Linked DNA regions of Homo sapiens: all the other regions are linked to region 2. Evidence: chromatin contacts called from ENCODE Hi-C or POLR2A ChIA-PET data. All regions are on one chromosome and are shown on one strand. Each heading gives the region's core, a stretch centred on a gene start or an enhancer-like site at or near the end of the contact. The rest is flanking DNA. Distances are from core to core; before and after follow the strand shown. Region 1 has its middle 79 kb from the start of ZNF608. Region 2 has its middle 81 kb from the start of LINC02240. Region 3 has its middle 96 kb from the start of ZNF608. Region 4 overlaps LOC124901056 (a long non-coding RNA gene). Region 5 overlaps ZNF608 (zinc finger protein 608). Region 6 overlaps ZNF608 (zinc finger protein 608).

Evidence for each region. A loop is a pair of places that touch in the nucleus more often than their neighbours do. ChIA-PET counts read pairs that join two places held with the same protein, here RNA polymerase II (POLR2A). Pooled maps may share reads with other maps.
Region 1: a loop to region 2 is called in a map with no recorded cell type, with 5 times the contacts of the local background. The contact joins two enhancer-like sites. A Hi-C loop is called at or near these places in 1 of 168 maps with a recorded cell type or tissue (endothelial cell of umbilical vein), 4 of 37 single-sample maps with no recorded cell type and 4 of 50 pooled maps. POLR2A ChIA-PET finds 5 or more read pairs at or near these places in 2 of 52 experiments (MCF 10A and Panc1).
Region 3: a loop to region 2 is called in a map of MCF 10A, with 7 times the contacts of the local background. The contact joins two enhancer-like sites. A Hi-C loop is called at or near these places in 1 of 168 maps with a recorded cell type or tissue (MCF 10A). POLR2A ChIA-PET finds 5 or more read pairs at or near these places in 4 of 52 experiments (MCF 10A, OCI-LY7, Panc1 and 1 more).
Region 4: a map of chondrocyte shows a loop between it and region 2 (2.8-fold over the local background). The contact joins two enhancer-like sites. A Hi-C loop is called at or near these places in 3 of 168 maps with a recorded cell type or tissue (Calu3, ascending aorta and chondrocyte) and 2 of 50 pooled maps. POLR2A ChIA-PET finds 5 or more read pairs at or near these places in 1 of 52 experiments (MCF 10A).
Region 5: a map with no recorded cell type shows a loop between it and region 2 (20-fold over the local background). The contact joins two enhancer-like sites. A Hi-C loop is called at or near these places in 18 of 37 single-sample maps with no recorded cell type and 5 of 50 pooled maps. POLR2A ChIA-PET finds 5 or more read pairs at or near these places in 2 of 52 experiments (WTC11 and activated B cell).
Region 6: a map of ascending aorta shows a loop between it and region 2 (2.3-fold over the local background). The contact joins two enhancer-like sites. A Hi-C loop is called at or near these places in 2 of 168 maps with a recorded cell type or tissue (Calu3 and ascending aorta) and 1 of 50 pooled maps. POLR2A ChIA-PET finds 5 or more read pairs at or near these places in 2 of 52 experiments (Caco-2 and MCF 10A).

The regions. Positions count from the first base shown.
Region 1 is chr5:124,823,516-124,827,009 of GRCh38, forward strand. No RefSeq gene overlaps it. Among named protein-coding and RNA genes, the nearest start is that of ZNF608, 79 kb to the left of the region's middle. Within about 2 kb of position 1,546, at least 2 of the 41 ENCODE cell types and tissues checked have a DNase peak (open chromatin) inside an H3K27ac peak, as active enhancers do.
Region 2 is chr5:125,410,402-125,414,110 of GRCh38, forward strand. No RefSeq gene overlaps it. Among named protein-coding and RNA genes, the nearest start is that of LINC02240, 81 kb to the right of the region's middle. RefSeq lists an enhancer at 1,265-1,764. Within about 2 kb of position 1,735, at least 17 of the 41 ENCODE cell types and tissues checked have a DNase peak (open chromatin) inside an H3K27ac peak, as active enhancers do.
Region 3 is chr5:124,840,807-124,844,058 of GRCh38, forward strand. No RefSeq gene overlaps it. Among named protein-coding and RNA genes, the nearest start is that of ZNF608, 96 kb to the left of the region's middle. Within about 2 kb of position 1,841, at least 3 of the 41 ENCODE cell types and tissues checked have a DNase peak (open chromatin) inside an H3K27ac peak, as active enhancers do.
Region 4 is chr5:126,000,563-126,004,096 of GRCh38, forward strand. All of the region lies in intron 2 of LOC124901056 (a long non-coding RNA gene), which reads right to left. Among named protein-coding and RNA genes, the nearest start is that of LINC02039, 180 kb to the right of the region's middle. Within about 2 kb of position 2,034, at least 14 of the 41 ENCODE cell types and tissues checked have a DNase peak (open chromatin) inside an H3K27ac peak, as active enhancers do.
Region 5 is chr5:124,704,113-124,707,775 of GRCh38, forward strand. The region is part of intron 2 of ZNF608 (zinc finger protein 608); the gene reads right to left. Among named protein-coding and RNA genes, the nearest start is that of ZNF608, 41 kb to the right of the region's middle. Within about 2 kb of position 2,124, at least 9 of the 41 ENCODE cell types and tissues checked have a DNase peak (open chromatin) inside an H3K27ac peak, as active enhancers do.
Region 6 is chr5:124,675,450-124,679,167 of GRCh38, forward strand. The region is part of intron 3 of ZNF608 (zinc finger protein 608); the gene reads right to left. Among named protein-coding and RNA genes, the nearest start is that of ZNF608, 69 kb to the right of the region's middle. Within about 2 kb of position 2,147, at least 12 of the 41 ENCODE cell types and tissues checked have a DNase peak (open chromatin) inside an H3K27ac peak, as active enhancers do.

The DNA.
Region 1 (3,494 bases), core at 296-2,795, 590 kb before region 2:
TTGGCAGAATGTTTAAAAGAAAGATAAACAAAATGTCAGGAACACTTACAAAAGAACACTGCAACAGAGATGCAAGAGGTGGCAGGGAACAGAATAAATGGATATTGTCATACAGATGGCAGCTGCTGCTAGATTGTCCAATACAGTGATATTTAGTTTTCTTCCATGGACACTGAACTCGTTTCAAATAGCCCTGACACGGCAAAAGTGGAAAGGAAGCGCCTTTCCTTTTCTTCTCTGCCACATGGGGTAAGTCATAAAGTCATTCTTGGTACCACGGACTCATCTATTTCCAGAGAGGTTATGAGTGTAAGTGGGAGAATAAATGTTTAGCTTCCCAAATCACCTTGTTCCCTGGGAGGTTTCATCAAACCTAGCAGAATCTGTATGGATGCTCCAAATCTGTCTGTTCTAAGCACCCACAGATGTTTTCTCTTGGCACTCATAATAAGGATCTAGGATTAAATGTTACCATTTAATAATTAATTCCATTCAAACTCTCCCTCCCTTCTGTTGAAGGCTGGCACTCTGGTATAACTGCTGATGTGCTGACATCCTGGAACACCCGAAGTGCTGATTTCCATGCTATTTGTAACATTATATTCAGGATAAAAGTACTTTAATTTCCCAAGATGTAGTATTGTAGTTTTCATAAACTGGACCATATGCTGGGATGTGTTCATACACCTGCAGTTAGTTACATTTATATGTAAAAGTTGTCAGTTGATTTCTTTCAAAGAAATTGAGAATGTGGATTCTCTAACATTCTCCTAAATTATTTTCAATGTGAAATCCCTATGCCTTTATTAGACATATAATATGTTATCACAGAATTATACAAGACTCCTGTTTCTGAATCAGGAATCATCGTCCTCTTTTAAATCACACTACACATCTATAAAATTTTAACATTTGAGGAATCTGAGTGAGAGGTATCCATATAGTCTTTATATTATTTTCTCAACTTTTTGGTAATTCTGAAGTTATTTCAACACAAATCATTAAAAAATTACACTAAATATATGAAGTAGCTTGGTATATTCTTTTAAAATAAAACATCTTCTGTTTTATCTAAAAAAATCTGTCATTTTATATACAGAAAACATGTAGTTTAAAGGTTCTACCCCGCTACCTATAGAAACATAAAGTAACAGATATGTTTGTTGTGTAACTAACAAGGTCACAGGCTGTTCAGCTGCTGGAGCAAACTCGATTAAGCCCGTGATAATCTTTTGAAAGATTGTAATTTATCTCCATTTGAAGGGCATTATCTTAGTTCTTCAGCTATCACAGGGAGCAAGGGTAACAAATATTCAGTGATGAATTTTTGAAAGCTGTAGTCAGATCTTGTTCTCTTAAACCCTTCTAAAGGGCTGTCAAAAGGCAATGAAATAAAAATTGTCAAATTTATCCACAGACTTACATAATGGCTGTTATCTGAGAAAGTGGTTTATGATTCATACAGTCACTACCTTTACTTAAGCAATTTCTTGTTTGTGTTAGATTGAAAACAATCTGTTCCCATTGCTCACGTGGGAGAGATTACCACAAAAGGCTCTTGTTTACTTGCAATAAGAAGCTATGAGACACAAAATCCATGAAGAGGGGATCTATACTCTCAAAACAGTGTGGTACTTTCATTAAGGGTCAGCATTATTGACCACCTTTTTACCGTGTTTTCTTGATTTAAATGTAGATTTTGGAGTCTACAAGTAGCTTTGAATATTTGAAATGGATTTTGAAACTAATTTTTAAGGAGGACGAGAGGAAAATAACTGATTTAGTATCTTCTGCATGGTAGGGGCTCTGCTTGGTAAACAGGTTATTTTTATTGAATTTTGCGAACAACTCCCATGAGGTATATATGATTTACATCTTACAAATAAGCACATTAAACACGGAAGCTGAAGTACACAGCACCCATTCACATTGTGAAGTCATTGAGAATTGAATTGGGGAAATATTCACCACAAAGATATATCTTTCCACTACTATCTATGCTTGCAACTGTTTGTATTTTCTTCCACTTTCTGTTGCTTATAACAGAATACCTGAAACTAGGTAAATTATAAAGAAAATGAATTTATTTCTTATAATTATGGAGGCCAAGAAGTCCAAGATCTAGGGGCTGCACCTGGCGAGAGCCTTCTTGCTGCTAGGACTCTCTACAGAGTCCCCAGGTGGTGCAGGGCATCACATGGTGAGGCGGCTGAGCATGCTAGCTCAGGTCTCTCTTCCTCTTTTTATAAAGCCACCAGTCCCACTCCAGTGATAACCCATTAATCCATGAACCCATTAATCCATACATAGATTAATCCATTAAGGATGGCAGAGCCCTTATAACCCAATCAACTTAAAATTTCCACCTGTCAATACTGCCACATTGGGAATTAAATTTCCATGTGGGTTTTAGAGGGGATAAATGTTCAAACCCTAGCAGTTTTAAAAATGTTTTTGTACAATTTTGTCCGATCATTTGCTCAAGTGAGTGATTTTTTTCCCATCTATGCTGAGAACAGTTTCTTTGAGGTGCAATATTGCTATGATGTAGATATTCAAGTGGCCTGAAAAGCCTCAGTAACACTCAGTAAGTGTGGCCTCACTGATTCTCAAAAGAGTAAAATAAAAGTGGGGGATGGGGAGGGAGAAGAGGAACTGATAGGCCATTCCAGTGTCTTGTGTATTTAGAATGCACAGACCCACTAGCTTTAAAATATTACTTTATGTAACTTAACTTTTTGCTAGTTAGACTTGGGAAGGGTGATGAGAGAGATGGAGTATGGCAAGAGTAGTGTAAGAGACATACAATTCAACTTTCTGTAAAAAAGTAAATGCATAATCTTTATACACGGTTTTTCAGTTGTCTGTAAAGCCAACCACATAATTAGGCCAAGTTATTTGAGCACAGGAGAGAGACCAAGACTACCTTGTATTTTTGATAGACTTGGTTTAACTTAAAAATGGAGAATGACTAAGACAGGCTTATAAACATTAAAGTAATTTAGAAACTTACATATTTACAAATTAAATGCTTTTACCCACAAAATATCAAATGCAGCATAATTATGCTATTCATAAGATAGTAATAGGATTAAATTTTTTTTTTTTTTGAGACAGAGTCTCACTCTGTCACCCAGGTTGGAGTGCAATGGCATGATCTTGGCTCACTGCAACCTCCGTCTCCCAGGTTCAAGTGATACTCTTGCCTCAGCCTCCTGAATAGCTGGGATTACAGGTGCGTGCCACCACGCCGGGCTACTTTTTATATTTTTAGTAGAGATGGGTTTTCACCATGTTGGCCAAGCTGGTCTTGAACTCCTGACCTCGTGATCTGTCCACCTTGGCTGCCAAAAGTGCTGGGATTACAAGGCATGAGCCACTGAGCCTGGCCTAAAAATATTTTTATTTGTAATGTAGTACAGGTGGTGTGGTCTAGTAATAAGAAGTAAGCTTGAAGTAGGGTACTAGTCACACAATTGTGTACATTTGTCAAA
Region 2 (3,709 bases), core at 485-2,984:
GCGTAAGTTTCAGACATCCCCTGAATACAAAATGATTTTTTTTCCCCCTGCATTGACAAAAGTCCGTCTTGCAGGGGGAAAAAACAGTAGAGAATAAAACAAACAAATCCACACAAACACACAAATCTAGTTTCATGCTAGATGTATCTGTTGTGAAGCAATATGTTGGCTGAATAGGGAAAGTCAGGTGAGTTAAAGTCTTGTGGCAGCCTGATTTAAACCATGGCTACACAAACCAGAGCCCTGTCCAGATCTCAGGAAAGTGAATTATATATAATAACACTTACAGTTTCCTACTACTATTAGATTTGCCTTCTTACATAAATGCTTAAGTTATGATAAAAAACAGGGCCATGTCAGTTCCTTTCAGTCTCAGCACATTTGCTATTAGCATAAGAAATGCTGCTTATGGCAGAGCTAGTCGGGCTTGAAATTTCTGAATTAATGGATTTGATTTCCTCTTGAGACAAACCATCAGCCTTGCAGTAATGGAAATAGATATAGTTGGTAAAACAAATAAAAAGCTGGCATGCAGATAAAATGGGTTTCGGTTTAAAATAGTAATGTTGTAATTGAAGTGAACAATTACAGGGTTGCTCCTAGGCACAAAAGAAATACCATGAAAATGAAGTAATGTTTTTGTTAAGTATAGTCATTTCATGAAAATGTAGAGCTGCAGATGTCATTGTCTGCCAAAGGGAAAACTATACTTATTCTTCTATACAAAGATCATTTAATAACATTTGGCTAATTTTAATAATAATTGCTAATATTAACCCTATATTTCACTGGGAGTTTGAGGACAAAGGCTCCCTCCCCCGCCCTGTTCTTTCCCTGTCTTGGTAGTGAGCCAGGGAGAGCAAGTTCCTGTAAAAAGCCATTGGCAATGTGCTATCAAATCCCCACCCCCAGCAGCAGTCTACTCTTTTTTAATGTCTTATTTCTCTTTCTTTGTCAAGCATCTGTTATCAGGAATGGAGCCTGTTAGCTGGCAATTGGAGGTGCAGGAGGAACTGGAATAAAGAGGGGAAGGAGAGTGGGAACGCCAGGCAGGACAGGAAAGTGGGCTCTGGAATGTTCACATTTGATCCCCTGCACATTCTTTCTTTTTTTTTTTTCCTTTGGTCTGTTGCAACTTGTCTGTGAACCATACGAAATTCAGAATAGAAACTTCCATTTTTAGAACTTGAAATCTTTTCATTTTCATACACACACAAACGGAGGCAGCCAAGGCCACAGGATATCACAAGAAACATAAGTGTCTCATTGACTCTGAAAAGACAGTGACACAAATACACTTTCACAAAATGCTCAGCTGGGTCCCAGCCTGCCACTTGGCCCTTTCTCCCACTCCTCCGTTTCATTGCATTGAAGGAAGAGACATGCACTGTGTTTCCTCCTCAGGTTTTAGTAATTAAAACAATATTGTAGCTCTTTGAAGTTTTATTTGGAAATATACTGCGCTTTGTTCCCTCCAATGCTGCCTGGCTCACACAGCCTATTTGGCGCATTTGGCATCTCTTTATCCAAGGGAAGCGCTTTTCCCGGGGTTGGTATTTTTTTTTTTTTCTTGGCATCACAGCATTGAAGAAGGCACAGAGGAGTGAGAAAATGAAAGTCCCCCTTAACAAAGGATTGAGCTGTGACTTCTTAAGAGAAAAGGTTAAATTGACTGGCTGCGTGTCTTGGAGTGAAACAGGAGAAGGGCTGCTTCCCTTTTTACTCACCGCCAGTCAGAATAATTCATTTCCTAAGGCAGCCTACCTGTGACAGTCACAGGTGACCTCCCAGCCTGCTAAGCTCGGATGATTTCCCCTTCCCATTGCCCGAGTGCAGCTCCTGCCAGAAGACAAATGTACTGCAAGTCGAAGACATATCTGTAGTGCGGAGGAAAAGCAGCCTGTCTACATATGTCATTTTAAAGCCTCGCACGGAGATTTTACTGCTTTCTTCACACTCTCACACTTACATAAATACACCCACACAGTACAGGCAAGTTCCCCAGACTCCCAAGCGTTTCTCTCCCATTAGGAGACATTTTAAAACAAATTAGCACCCTCCCCAAAAGCCTATTGGCCTAAATGTGTTTATTACTTTGTTTGCTGTTTTAAAAACTCTTCCTAAAGGCGTCAAACGAGGCTGGGGAGTTCCTACAGAATTAAGCACACCCTTCGTCTGTTGAGGAATATACACATTCGACAAAGACTGAAATCTCTCTTTTTTTTTTTCCTCTTGACACAGCGGCTGGTGACACATAAATGTACTTTTTTTCCTTTGACAGAGTAATAAAAATCTCATTATCTCTGAATAGGCAGCAATTTCGTTATCTAATCTTTTTACCAAAAGGTTAGTTAATTAATCAGAAACAAATCCTGATGATTATTTCAATAGAATTAGAAAGACAAATCACCAGAGTACAGCTAAATAGGGCAGGCCTGCGGTTTCACCTGCTCATTGCCATGCAGGCCCCGTGACTGTCAGGGCTCCTCCAGGCAGACAGCCTCCGGAACAGCAGCCAGCAGATGGCTGCGCCGAGCGGCCAGCCTGCCTCCGCTCCAATGCCTGTGATCCCATTACCTCACTGAATCCGTTACCAGGGTAACTGTTAAATTGCTGTGAAAGGCATGGTAATAAAGTAACCTGTCACATTGGCAATAAAAGGAGCAGAATTTTCCTGTTCACTGAACTTTGCAGCTCATCAATACTCACTTGATGGAGAAATTCACCACTACTCCTGGGTCAGCCACAGGAATCTTTCCATAAGGCTTCTGAAATGCAAACGAAAGTTTATGTAAACACAAGAAAAGATAGAATTAAAAGCTGGATTCTTAGCTGCACAGAGCAAATGCTTCTTTTTCTGTGCAAGGGCTCTGGGAGCTTGAAGAACATCAGATTGCTCCCTTTGTTTTTGTTGTTTTTTAATTTAAAGCATGCTAGATAAAAATAACCTTTGCTGGGGAAAGACAGCTGTGATTAATTCAAGACTGGGAAAACAAAGCACGAGGAAAAAAATCCTTTGTTCCTAAAATCTGTCTTTCTTTTTTTCAGATGCTATCTTACTGGCTCTTTTTATTAAAGGGTCAGGGTGCTTTAAAAAATGATTTGGATTTGAGAGTTTTTTTTTTTTTTGTTTTTTTTTTTAAGAATGGAGAGCCTTGGTTTTCATAAGCATAAGGAGTTGAAAACAGCAAGCCCCCTTCTTCCAGCCCACCCCAACAGTTAGGGCTCATCAGTTCTAACTGCAAAGAGATGAATGTGTTCTGAATGTATGGTGTGGTTCTGTCTCCCCCTCCTTCTATAAATGCCCTTCAAAGATTTCTATGTCATGGACTCTAGTGGTGACGCTACCAGGTATAAGATTTACTAGAGTTAATTGAGTGGGGTTCTTTGAAGTAAGAAAAGAGAATAGCCAAATGCTTTCTCAGTATTAAAGAATAAGCAATAAGTTGAAAACCCTATTTACCTCAATTACATTTTGCAGCCAGACCTACAAACATACATGGAAAGTGGGAGTGGGGTATATCTATGCTGCCCTCATTACTAGGCATTTGCAGACTTCACGCTTTTGGCTCCATTTGGTGCTGTCATTAATTAGTCAGTATTAACCTTAGAATACTTTAGAGCTTGCCTATTGAAATAACTTTGGGCACACTCCTTTTTCTCCCTCCCTCCCTTTCACTTGCAAGTGCTTACAGCTTGTTAATAAAAA
Region 3 (3,252 bases), core at 591-3,090, 570 kb before region 2:
GTGACTAACCATTATCATGGTTATTTAAAAACAACAACAAATTAAAAAACAGTTAATTTTTGTTTTGCTATATAAATTAAACCTTGACTAGGATCTTCAAATTTATTGGTTGCTTTGTACTGCAAACTAGTTTACTTGATCACATTTATGGATAGATAAGTAATAATACCAGGCAGTTTATACCATGGTCAAATACACAGCAGAGAAAAGCCAATACTACTATAATCACAGATGAAAGAAATCCTGAAATCCTGTAGAATCTGGAGAAGACCTCACGGAAGTGGTGGGATTGAGTTTTACAGAAAGAGTAAGTGTATGTTTTAAACAGCAGAAATTATCTCAATCCTGGTGGCAACATCTGTTCTGGGGGTAAAGAAGAGAAGAGTTTCACCAAAATAGCAGGTCTCTGTGAAAGGAACTTATGGATGTCCATTTCAAAGAATAGAGAAAGGCCATATTATTAAAAGAAAAGGGCATTAAAATCAAACTGAAAGTCTGGGTTTCAATGTCAATGCTTTTTCAAAGTGTGGTCTCTACTCCAACAGCCTCATCCTCACCTGAAGCATGTTATATATGTAAATTATCAGGCCCCACTCCAGTCCCACTGGATCTGAAACGGTGGAATGGGGCTGAGCGAACTGTTTTAGTAAGCCCTCCAGGTGATTTTGATGCTCACTGGAGAACGATGCTCTAAATGATATGAAGCTGCAGATTTCTGAAAGGTATGTAAAGTGATGTTTCTGTAGGATTAAGGTGGCAACTGTGGTTTAGATTGGATAGAGAAGAGATTGGAGGCAGGAAAGTCTATTTTAAAACATAACATCTTAATCAGCATAACATATATATACTATCATACCTGCTGCTGAATTCCAAAGCTGTTCTTTGTCAGGGTTTTAGCATCTTCATTTTGTGCTACAACATATTATGTTGTGGCAATATACCTTAGTGAGCCTGCTTTAAATTATTTAACAATCAAGTAAATGCTTTCATTTTATTACAGTGAAAGCTAATTTAATGACTTTTAGCTAGTAACTAGTAGGAGGAAACTCCATCTTTGCACAAAAAACAATAAAAATCCAGCAACCTTATAAATATACATCAGATAGATGGGGGACCATTTTTAGGTCATGAATTTGCATTATTTAAGAGAGCTTTAACAGAGACTCTCCTTCCCTAGACATAATAGTTTCAAATAAACATGTGCGAACTTGCAGTACTATGGGTTGTTTACGAGAGAGGGAGTGGAGAAAACGGAGAGAGAGGACAGAGATAGTGGTTATTCTGAAGAGCGAATGAGAGAGTGGGGGAGCAGAAGAGTGACGAGAAGAAAATGAAAGAAGAAAAATGCAGCAAGAGTATAAAAATTATGTGCCTTAAAAATCAGATCCATCAGCCATTTGGTCTCAGTGGATTAGTAGAGTAGGGAAGCCATCTGCCTAGAAGCACTTGGTAATGAGCAACAGCTAGAACCGTCCAGTTGCAAAGAACTCATGCTTCTGTGCCTCAGGGCAAAAAATGACTGTAATGCTGCTGGATGGCCGCCCTTTAAGTGTTTTCTTAAGTTTGAAATCTTGGCACTTTTTATTTATCCATCTATAGAAAACCTGCTGTGTGAGAACCTCGCAGCAAATGTACTTATGGAACCCCATGTGTGAAGTGATATTGTTTACATAAGGCTTACACAATTTGAGAATAACGCAATTTGACAGAAGAGACAGGTTGATGAAATGTCTGTGGGTTTTTTTTTTTTTTTTTGGCATTATAGTTGAGTGGGTAGAACATAGCCATGGGAAAGCCGAGAGCTGGCCCCAGTTTCTGGCTCTGTTACTGACATCCTGTATGTTTCAGGGCAAGAGACATGGCTTCATCCCCATATCCGTTCTAGAGCTGGACGGGGGGCAGAGGGGTGCAAGGGATTGATTGTACATGGCTCCAGCACTTTTATCTTTTATAAGATGAGGAAAGTTATCCAACAGATAACTTCCAAGCCACATGTGCCACGGGCAGTCTCCCCTCAGGTTAGGATGTAAAAAGAGAGCCTGTCATCAAGACCAAAACTTGAATATTGTTAGTGTTGGAACTGCATGGAGCAGCTGGTCAGGGAAGTAGGGTGGAGGCCTGGGAGAGTGTGATAAGAAAGGTCATGCTTGGTGTGGAAATTGGTAGGACTCTGGAATAAGTGCCCAAAAGCATTAGGCAAGTTGCAAGGGCCTTCGGCTGGAGAAGAGACCCAGAATCAGAGCACACCCGTGAGTTACGGTAAAATCAAGGCAGTGGGACCAACCCTGGAGGTGGTTAAGGAGCGAGGAGGGCGTGGTAAGGGAGTAATGATCACATGTACCCAGGGTTCACTAAATGCCAGGTACAGATTCAGCACTTTGACTATATTAATTCATTTAATCATCACAAACCCTCATGAAGTAGTACTATTATAATCCCCATTTTACAGATGAGCAAACTGAGGCACACCAAGGTTAAGATGATAGCATTGGTAGTGGCTTAAAGGCTGAGCATTTGGGCTAGCTCCTGGCACTTCACAGGAATGGAAGAGGTGGGGTGAGGTAGATTTATGTGTGTAGATCAGAAATAAAGTTCCCAGTACACAGGTTAACTCTGTGGTCCAATCAGAAGGCTTCCTGCACACTTCCTGTAAGGGTGCTAGCCAAGTCCAGAATGTGAAAGACTTATAGTAGAGCAGTTTCTCACCTCTCCCGACTCAGAGAATAGCGGCTGCGTGAATCTGTTTTACCACTCCAGGCCGATCCTGCCACTGTGATGCTCTGCCAGGCCTGGGAGACAGGAGATTGGTGGCCTCTGCACCAGTTTGGGGAGAGTGGGCTCGGTAGCATTACAAAACCACAGACTTACACAAACTCTGTGTTTACCCAACAGAAAACGAAGTGGAAAGTTTGCAATTATGTAGCTTATTTGAACCAAGCAGTCATCCAAACCGGGTAATTTGACTCTCAGACATAAACCGGTTACAGTAGAGAAGGGTTGAAAATGTGTTTCTCTCTCTCTGACACACACACATACACACACACACACACACAAAGCTTTGTTTGAGTAAAATGCAATTTGAAAACCTCACTTGAGTAACATAGTTGTTGAGATTCTTTTAGCTAAACTGTACTTTCAGAAGAGTAAGGCAGTGTACAATTTTGAAGAATAACACTTTAATATATTGCCAAAGCTCACAATGCTTACGGTGATACTACAGGTGAATTCGTTTCTCTTTTCAGATAGAATATA
Region 4 (3,534 bases), core at 784-3,283, 590 kb after region 2:
AATTCACACATGCCACTATGGAGTAGTGGAGCAATTACTACAGCATTTTTCCCCCAAAGTACCTTAGGCTTTAGATGATTAGAGAATACTCTTATGTTTTAAACTTCCTGCCAACAATGGGGCTTTTAGTTGCATTGGATTGAGGACAAATTGTAGTATAATGTATGTTGACAGTTTAATAACATGGGTTAGTATCCTTGGTGTACTTTATGATGTAATACATCCTTATAGGTGTCTCTAGAGAATTGTGCTATGATTTCCAAGGAACAGAAAATTCAATAAACTAAAACAGCCTGAGTTAGATTTCTGCCTTCTGTATACTTTGGACATTTTCCTAAAAAATAAATAGGTGCTACCCTTCTAAAATATTTTTCTGACATGACTTTTCTGTTTTTCTTCTCAAACTGTAGATTTTAAGATTGGAATGGTAGAATTCTTATTAAATTATATATTAAAAATATAAAAAGTCCCTTTCTTTATATAATAAACAGTCTTTTTCCAGGTCTCAGAGGTAAAGTTCCTTTTCTATAAAAAGCTGTAATTGTGGTTTTCAAAATCTCATTAAATATTTAGATCTGTTAGAACACAAGTGTTTTCTGTTGAGGTTTAAACACATTCAGACTAATTATTTCTAATGTTTTGACCATTGTACAAATACTTGCAGTATTAAATAGCTAATAGCATAAAATAAAAAAACAAGTCATGTGCAGAAATCATAATTCCTTCTGGATTTTCTTTCATCCAGATATTTCTGGGTGAAACAAAAATAGCAATACAATGTATTTTTTAGCAATATAAAACATTAAATGAATATGATTCAAGGTACAAATGTTACTTTATATAACCTTGTTTTCTGTGTGTCTGCATTTATATGACCATAAACACAAGAAAATACTCAAGGTCTCAAGCACACTAAACCCACTATGACTCCAGAATGGATAATTTCCTGGCATTTTAGTAATTTTAGAAGGGGAAACCACACTACAATATTCTAAAGGAAATATTCTGCCAATACCACTTTGTAACAAAAAGACTCAGTAATTTGATCATCTGCCTGTAAGGTGAAAAAAGAGTTAGAGAAAATGACTAAATGACTATCTTCCAGAACTACTATCCTTTATTCATTATTCCCTTTTTAAAACGCTACATAATATAGGAATACAGAAAAGCATAAAAGCAACTTTCCTGTTCTAAAGGTAACATAGTCATTTTTCTTAAATACTCCCTATGTTGCAGGTACTGTGTAAAATATCTTATACACATTATTTCCTTTACTTCTTCAAGCACCCCCAGGGGGCAGATTCCTTATTATTACTCCATTTTATAAATGAGGAATGAGGAGCCAGAAAGGTCATATGTTCACTGAAGATCATTTAGCAAATAGATAGAGGAGCTAGGTTTCTAACACAGGCATTCAGACTTCAGGACCTGGAACACAGGGCCTTCCTCACTTAGATTTAGATTTCGAAAACCTACATATGGATGTTAGAATGAAAACTAATACAGGTCAATCTAAAGAATACTAAATAAATTTAAGTTTTGTTAATGGTTTGTTTAGGGACTAAGAAATGCATTCATTTGGGAAATCTGTTCTGAAATTCCTTCATTTAAGAGTACCCCCCCAGGATAGAGCAAAGTCTTCTGTCCCCAGTAACACATTACTTGTCTTTAGAATCATACGCGATTTAAATCATCTCATTGTTATTATTGTCACTCCATTGTCCACTGGCAACTCAGAGCCACACTGTCTCTGTGTTCAAAGCAAATGTTTATCAAATCACGCTCCAAGGTTTCGTGAAGGCCCTGAAAGCTGAGAGAGGAGGAACTAAAGATGAAATGGGAGTACTGAATGTGAGTCTCAAACCAGGAGGGAAAAAGGTATTGCCCTTGAATTCTGGCCCACACTGAAGTTTCCGGTTCCAATGTCTTTGTTGCTTTTTCTAATTTTTTGGCTGAGAGCTCGTGTGCTTTCCTCCTCCCAGGGGTTCTGCTGAGCAGGCCTGGTTGGAAGAGATCCCAGGCGAGAGCAGAGGTCTGAGGATTATTGAAGTGGTTTTCTTTTTAATCACTTATAAAAACAGAGACAAAGCCAATCACCAGCCATGTGATTTGCTCTAAGTCACTGGGCCTCTAAATTCCCTGAAGAAAGCCAGAGTCAGCTCTTTCCCAACAATGTGATATTTTGAGCTTCTCTCAATTTGAGAGCCTTAGACCTCTGGAAAGGGGAGGGAGAGAGAGAAAAAAACATACCTTGAACACATGAACAAAGTAGGGACTATAGTGAAACTATCATGCTCAAGCACAGGGGATAAGCCTGTGTGTCTCTGCCCCTTTCCAGCACTTTGAAAATTCATTTTCACTTTATTTCCTAGTTGATAAAACTCAGCACAATCTCTGTTCCTTCCTCTCATCACCCTCTGATTTTTCTTCTATGGGATTTGCAATCAGAGTTCCTTAAAGGGTAAATTAGGAACAGAAGATGAAGAGACTAAGATAAATCTGGTTGCATTGGTCCTTACCAAAATTTAATTAACTAGCATTTGAATAACCACTATCCAGGCAATGATAGGGAACAGAAAAAAGCTCTGGAAAAGATGGGAGAGATGTCATAACTTTATTGTAATTCTTTTGTATGATCAGTGTTTCCACATCAAGTTCTCACCCCCCAAAAGGACAGCAATAAATCCTGATGATTAACAAAAAGAATTAATTTCATTTTGTTGTATTTTGTAATTTTCAAGACTTAGCCCAGTTGAAAACATACATTGCCACCACTTCAACCAGCCCACCCCCACTTTATAAAAGAAAGCAATCTGTACAACCAAACCAAATGCTTTCCATTTTTTTTCTCCTCTCAGAAACATCAGCAGACTTAGTCAAGCACAGGCTGAGTGCCAGCCACAGCAAGATTATGCTAACCCCAAGATGTGGGAGTTGGCTGTGTTCCTCTGAGGCTTGCACAGAATGGTATTAAAAGTAATGAACACACAGAGAGACCCTGCAGGGCACGCCATGGTTTGCGTTTATGCCTCATTGGAACACTGCGGGTATTAGCAATTCTTCTAAATCTACATGTGCATGGTGTTTTCTGTTTTTGCACATGTACTGACTTGCTTCTCAACATATTTGAACCTTCTTTCCATTTTAATTGTCCAATTCCCATACTCTAAATCTACGTCTGCTATCCCCCTCTCCCTCCTCCTCCCCCAAAACCTGTACTATAACCAATTTGATAGAACTTTTAAGTTCCTTTCTCAGTGAGGTCCCTGTCATCTTTGGAACAGATGATACTTCATGTCATACCCTGAGGTCACACAGACAACTTGAGAAGTTTCAAATTCCATTGCATATTTAAATTATGGTTATAATATTTAGAATCCATCCTACAGGTTTATTAATTAATGTATAAAATGCAGCTTAATATCACAAATAGTAAGTACCTAATAATTTGGTTGAAACACTCACAGTCCTTAACATTGAAGAAATGTTGCACATATAATTTTATGTTCAAAAACATATAAGCTAGATATACTA
Region 5 (3,663 bases), core at 874-3,373, 710 kb before region 2:
TTTTAAAATGAGAAAGCTAAGGTTCAGAGAGTTTGACTATAAATATACACTTAATCATAAATAGCACTCCGATGTGATAATAGTCTTTAGACTATTTAAGGCTTTTAAGGCTTAAACCTGACAGTTACTATTGTTTTGAGGTTCACATCTTTGACTTGCACAAGTGAATTTCTTCGTTTCTTCACTGTAGTATCGGCTTCTCATGGTGGCTCAGAACTGCCACTCCCATAGGTACCAGACCAGCACTACCAGTGAGAGGAGAACCAAATGAGAGGAGAATCGCAGTTTCTCCCCATTCACTGTGAGATGTCGGGATTGGGGAGGAGGTGGAGCACAAAGTCTCCCCGTGTGGTCTACCATAGGCCCCTCTTCCTTAGAGGTCGCCAGCAAGAACAGGATTTGCAGGTGGGGATTACAGCCACTCCCAGAGGTGTTTTTATTTGGCAGGTATGTTACTTTTTAAAACATTCCAGTTTTTTTTAGCAACACTTTAATAAATTAGGAAAGAATTTAAATTTCTCCTATTTCGTAAAATAATTATTGGATTATGTGCTCTCCTGGGCCCACATTCCTCATGGCATCAACTGACAGAACTGAGCTTCACTGCAGCCTTGCCACGTGACTTGCCCAACCAGAGAATGCTGGAGTTTGTGCTTCCACCCTCTGCCTGAAACAATCACAGAATGTCGCCTAGCCCAACCTACTCAGTCGAGAGAAAACTGTGGCCCATATTTGTACAAGTGTAATAAGCTGTCTCTAGTGGCAGCCTAGGTACACATAAAACGATGGCATCCCACAAGCAGAAAATTGACAGGAGTTCAACATACACTGGGAAACAGAAGAAGGGTGGAAGGGAAGTAATTCAAAGAGTGTGGCCAATTCTTTCTGCTAGGTAAGAATTTCCCCCCAAAAGGTTTCAGTTCTCTTGTGTATCTCAGTGTCAAACGTGAAGTCACATGTATCATATGTAAAGGAGGATTTTAAAGCATTTTCAGTAGTTATTTTTGCCTTATACAAAAGATCAACTCCACTGCACCCTGGTTTCTCAGGTCAGTGATCCATACACTGAACCATAATTTCTTCAGCCAATGAAGGTCATTAAGGCAGAGGGTGGCAACAGTTTCCACAAGGACTCCCTCCAGTGAGGAGGCAGCATACCAGGACTTGAACCTCTGGTTCTGTTAGCAGACAGAATTGGGTTCAAATGCTGACCCTGTCAGTACTTGCTGTGTGGAACCCTGAGCAAGTTACCGCGCTTCTCTTCTCTAAGACTCAGTGTCTAGTTCTAAGAAATGGGAGTAATAATAACAATTACCCCCACAAGCGTTGCAGTGAAGACTCAGTGAGATAATCCGTGCAAAGTGAATGCTCAGCATAGTGCTTAGGTCAGTAAACACTGGCTTAAAAGTCCCTGGTCTGATATTATAGTTCCCTAACCCTGCACCCAACCTTCCAAAGCTCCTTTTTATATCCTACTATATTTAACATAAATCTATAATCCCCTCCAAATGCATGGTTAAGTGCAATTAAAGTATGTTAAAAATACAAGAAAGGGGGCTTAACCTTGAGAAGCTCAGCCTGGGGAAATACTGCTTCTTTCATACACTGACATCTGGCAGCAGTCAACTGGCTTAACCCACCTCCATTTTACAATTTTATGGCAATGATGGGATCACCATGAAGGCCCTGATGAGTCCCGTACTACTACAGAATCTCCTCCTCCTAATCTCTAGTTGCAGCTTTTTCTCATGCACTGCTGCCCTAACAGTCAGCTCACCTCAACTCTTATCACACATCCACCCAATAATTACTACACACCTGCCATTTGCCAGGCACCGTGCAACCTGCTAGAACAAGAGTGGCCCAAACAGACCAGGTCCCTGCCCTTCTGGACTGACTGTGTAGTGGGCAAGACTGTGACACTGGTCAGATAATCATACAAATATAGCAAAATTACAAGGATAATTGTAGAACTACAACCAAAGGAACTTTCATGGTGGCCTGAGAGCAAAAAGTAGCGTGTTAATGGAAGACAGGGTGGGGCAGGGATCTGTCTTCACTGGGGGTTGGAATCCAGCTCTACTGTTAGCTACAAAACCTTAAGCAAGTAGTTTGATCGCTCTGGGGAATCAGTGCCTTCATCTGTAAAACGGAAATAACATCTGGCTCATGTGACTACTACAGAAGATCATACAAATAACTTTAGCTCAGGGCCTGGTAGAAGGTAGCACTCAATAAACAGGGGCTATTGCTATTGTCAATATTAGTATCATTATTACAAATATATCTGAGACCTGAAATCGATAGGTGGTTTGGCCCTATGGGACCAAATGCTAGTATTTGCTACATTCAAAGGCAATTCACAAGAGGCAACAACAAATCCCTTTCTGAGGGGAGAAACACTAATATAGTTCTAATCAGATATTCCTCATTTAAAAATCAGTGGGGGATTATTAGTCTAATAATACTAACAACTGGAATAAAATATCAGAATAGAGAACTGGCCTGTTTTAGCAATGGTTTCTTTGTCAAAGCTCTTTTCTGTCATCTTGATAGGACACTGATGTAACCTATTAGAACCCAAAAAAAGAGGAAAGCAGGAAAGCAGCCATCTCCACTGGAAAAAAAAGACCCATAAGTCTAACAGCTGGTGGTGGCAGCCTGTCAAACCGAGGAAAGTTAATGTCAAGAACAGACGCGCGGCAGTCTCTCACTGTTATTTTTGCATGATTATTCCCAGGTGTTAGTGCATGCTGAGCAGTAGCCTGGCTATTTATCACGCGAGAGAGCCTAAGAGCATGGGAGGGGGAGCAGGGAGGCTGAAGGGAGGCAGGGAAGAAAAGGTTATTTACACAGAGAGCGGCACTTAGTGTGTGTAATCAGAGGGCTGGGTTGGGGGCGGGCAATCTGCAGGGAAACCCTGGCAATATTTTCTCCGTTCACCTTCTTTCAAGGGCTTCCTGAGTGCTGATGGGCAAGGAAGGATCCAAAGCTGGAGTGTTGGTGGGGACAGCTTTTCATCACTGGGGCATTTCACTGTGTTGGTCAGTGATGCTTTCAGTACCAGGAAACCGACAGCCAGTGAGGATAGGTGGCCAGGGTAGGGCTGGAGAGTGCTCCCTCGAGCACTCCTGCTCCACCCAGACCCAACAAAGAGACATTCAGGTGGCTCTGCTGCCAGGTAGAAGGAGAAGGCGAAACCCAGGACTGCCGAGAAGCAAGCCTCCAGAAGGCAGAGAGATTCCCTCCTTTACCTGGGATCAGGTCTAAACCCTGACAGGGAAGCTTGCCACAGCTTTCTCACGTCTATTGCCAAAAATATCCACACCGATCCTGCTATTAACCCCTCAATCCCGGGATCACCAACAACCAGAGGGGGAATGGTGTTTTACTTTGCTCAGAGCCAATATTGTTATAGTCTATGAGAATGCTGGGGCACGATTACTTAATGTTCACGTTTTCTCCATATCCTGGTATTGGGCTGTTTTATGAGATTGCCCATAGTCACCTCTTCATTTAAAAAGCATTAGAAAGAGACTCCACTACTACGTAGGGGAAATCACAGCTCTTTAGAGGCGACCACTGCTGCAGTCTCTTACTTTGCATTTTAACCACCCTTTTTCTGCCTGACGTCACTGCTTCTTTAGCAAAGCAGGGGAAGCT
Region 6 (3,718 bases), core at 897-3,396, 730 kb before region 2:
CCTTCACAAACATTTAGGCTAGTATGGCCAGTGGCAGTTTAGGTATCTGTAACACATTCTCATAATAATGTTTCCATTTTTTATAGCAATATTGTATCCGTTAATATTTTATGTTTACTAAATCCTTAATCCCATTTTATAGACAGAAAAATAAGGCCTAAAGAGTTTAATGACTTGTTTAAATGACTCTTGTCCCTGTCAGGATTCATTCCATGAGACTACGGCCATCATTTTTTTAGAAATACCCTTAATCTATCTGTTATTTAAGGGAAATTCACTTTCTCCATCCATTTTTATGCTCTGCCCCCTCACGGCGTTAGGCACTTCTAGGTGCTTGGAATACAGTAGCGGACAAGACAGACTCCATGCCCACATGGGGCAAGAGAGATAATAACCAAGCAAGCAGCTATAATTTTAAGTACTAAATTCTTGATGAAAATAAGGCAAAGGTTTAGGAAGTAATAGGAGAGAGACTATTTTGGAAAAGGGAGTCAAGAAATGCCTTTCTGGGAGGTAGTATCTCTGCCAAGAGCTAAAAGACATGAGACAGCTGGCCACACAAAGGCCTGCTGGCAGCAAGGAGATGGGCTGCAGAAGTAGAGATGTAGCATTCTACTTGTTCAACAAAGCCTGTCTCAGAAGTCATACTTGAAAAATGGTACATATTTATTGAGAACTTAGTGTGTTCTCAACATTAAATGAAGTCAAAGAGATGTCATCAAAGGCCTTTGGTGAATGCTACTGGAGAGAAGTAACCAGAGAAGCCTAGAGCCATCTGAGGGGCGAGTGCAAACAATAAACGCTCTGTGAACCCAAGAAGGAGAGGTGAATGCAGCATATGGAAATGAAGTAGGCACTTCTTGGAGGTTTTCTTTTCCTTCTGTTTATCTTTCTGATCTTAAAATTCCATTTGACTCTTCAAGCTGTAGTTTTAACAAATATTAATGAAATGCATTTTGCAGAAGCAATGACTTATCTAGACCGCTATTAAGAGCAGACAAACAAAGCTCCTGTTCCTTTACACTATTGTGTAAATATGGAACTTTCTTTGAAGTGTGTAACAAAGTCATTTTATAATCTATAATACCTAAAATATTTTGTGACGTACCGTGTTAGCAAAACAAATCTTTAAAAAAAAATAGCCGCACACTATTTAAAGTAGATTGGTTTGTTTAACAACTGGCTTAGATACCAGGAGAAAGTGTGTGAAATAGTAAAGAACTGGCCACAACCCAAAAGTCCATGGGCACAAGAATGGATAAATAATAATGGTATATTCAAACAACATGATGCAGCATTAACAGTGAACTCATGCTTCATGTTGAGTGAAAAAAGCAAGTTGGAAAAATATACCATATGTGATTCCATTTATGCAAAGTGCAAAGCCATGCAAAACTAAGCAATGCATTATTTAGGAATTTAGAGGTATATGATAAAACATGGGAATAAAAACCACAAAATTCAGGATAGCGGCTATGTAGGGAGGGCAACAACCACAATAGGGTTAAGGAAGGATCACTGAGGGGTTAAAAAAGTCCTGAAAGTGAAATTTTCTATTACTTAATCTAGTGATAGGAAATATACGTTTGCTTTCATGTTGTTTCTTATATCTTATGCATATGTTTTAAAATATTATTTTGCATATATATTTAATGTTTAATAAGACAAGATTTTAACTGATTTAGGAAGAACTCAGATCTTCACCCAGATACATTCATGCTTGTTTCACATTTGTCTATAAATTCCTTTTCTTAAGCTTAAATTTAACATCCTTTCTTGCATTTATTCAATATTTTGGTGAACACAGCCTGAAGGAAAAGAAAAATAATCCCCCCCTTTGAAAGGGAAAACATCTTAAAACACAAAGTAAATTGTGAATGAAAACAGTTTTTCCCTGAGGAGCCATGGGAAACTGGAGCGAGAACTCTCCTCTTCTCCTCTTCAACTGAACACACAGTCTATGGTGTCCTGATCTGTTTGACATAGGACACAGCACAGGGTCTGTAAGGAACACTGCAGCAACATTCGCGTACAAGGGTATACTTTACAGGAAACCAAGGATTAATTTTCCCAAGGCTCACAGGCAAGTACTTCCAAAAAAGGGAAAAATACAACTATTACATATCCGTGCAAATCAAAATTCATAGAACAGTGGCAGGCAGCCAACCCAACTATTTCAGGTCTGCTCTCCCATCTGCTTGGCCTGTTAACTGTCGGAAAATACAAGCAAATCGCTTCTTCTGCAACTAATTCTCAATAGGGCTCCTAAAAACCAGACTCCATGATGCAACTTTAATAAGACAGAACAGCTTATTATGATCAATAGAGCAAAGCCTTCCAGCAGTTGCAAAGCCAAAAGCTAGCTCAAATGCCTCTTTGGTGGACACAGAGCACGAACACCACCCTTGCCCAGCACTGCAGAAGGCCCCGAGCCAGAAACACTCAGACACCAGGAAGCAGCTCTCAGTCCTTATTCCTCTCTGCAGATGAACCCAAAGGCGTTCTCATCCTGCTAGATTTTATTAGCCCCAATATATGGTAATTAATTTACTGCAGGCTCTTAATTCATAAATGGATCAAATAAAGCCTTACATGGCTTTTGGCAGCCAACCCTTACTAAATTATGGTGACTAGAAGTTTGTTCAAATGCTGCCCGTAAGTCAGCCCCTTCAGCTTGTAAAGTTCAATTAGAGAGTTCTTAGCTTATTGTGTGCCTTAAAGCTTCAAAGAAGGCATTATTCATGCCTTTTCCACCACCAAAAAAGGAAAGCTGGCAATGAAGCAATTCCTAGAATGTTGATCCAGGCATTACCAAGAAATCTTAAAACTTCAACTCTCAGTACCCAAAGGCCTCCACTTTGGGACAAAAATCCCATCAAATTGTAATAGACTAAAATTAATCTAATTAACTATGGAAATCCACATAATAATGAAATGGCTGACCAAGAATGCACAAATAGAACCACCTGGCAGAGTTTCTTTTTCTACATTCCCCTTCTAAGTGCCACTGATAGGTTCCTGTAAATGTAGTCTAAACAGACGGGGGACTTAACCGGAGGCCAGAAAAGGACAACTTGGAACTGCCATTCCCACCACAATGGGCTGCCATTCCGTTCCCATGCTCACATCTAGACTGGCAGGCAAAGCCAGGGGTGTCACTTGCCAAAGGTTTGAGTCTGGCTAGCATTTTCTGAGGGTGCGTGTTAGTTGATGTGTGTTTCCTTTGTATGCTGTCTACTTCTGCCAGGGCTGATGACAGCTCTGCCCAGGGCCCATGAGCCAAAAGCTTTCCCTCTGATTCTTCCTTTCCCAACAGGTAAGTGACTGGACTCTAGTGCTCCTTCCTGTGGGCTGTTCTGTGGTTGCCCTCAGATATGAAAAAAGATTGGTGTATTTTCCCAAGAGTACACCATTAAGTCAGAAAAGTCCTGGGCAACAAATCTCCAGGTCTGTCTGCAAAAAGAAGAATTTGGTCCTGCCAGTTCAGTAAACACCCCGGCCTTTCTTATTGCCGTGCAGCAGACTTACATGAAGGAGCAAGAAAACAATTCCACTGTGAGCTACTGCCGGGGAAGCCAAGGCTCTAAATCTCCTTGAAGTTGAAAACAAATTAGCAGCTTTGCCTGCATCAAGCTGGCCATCTGAAAGGAGGCTTCTTTTCACTCCAGCATTACAAACTGTGCTCCTCGAAGATAACACTTTTAAGGATATAAAAACG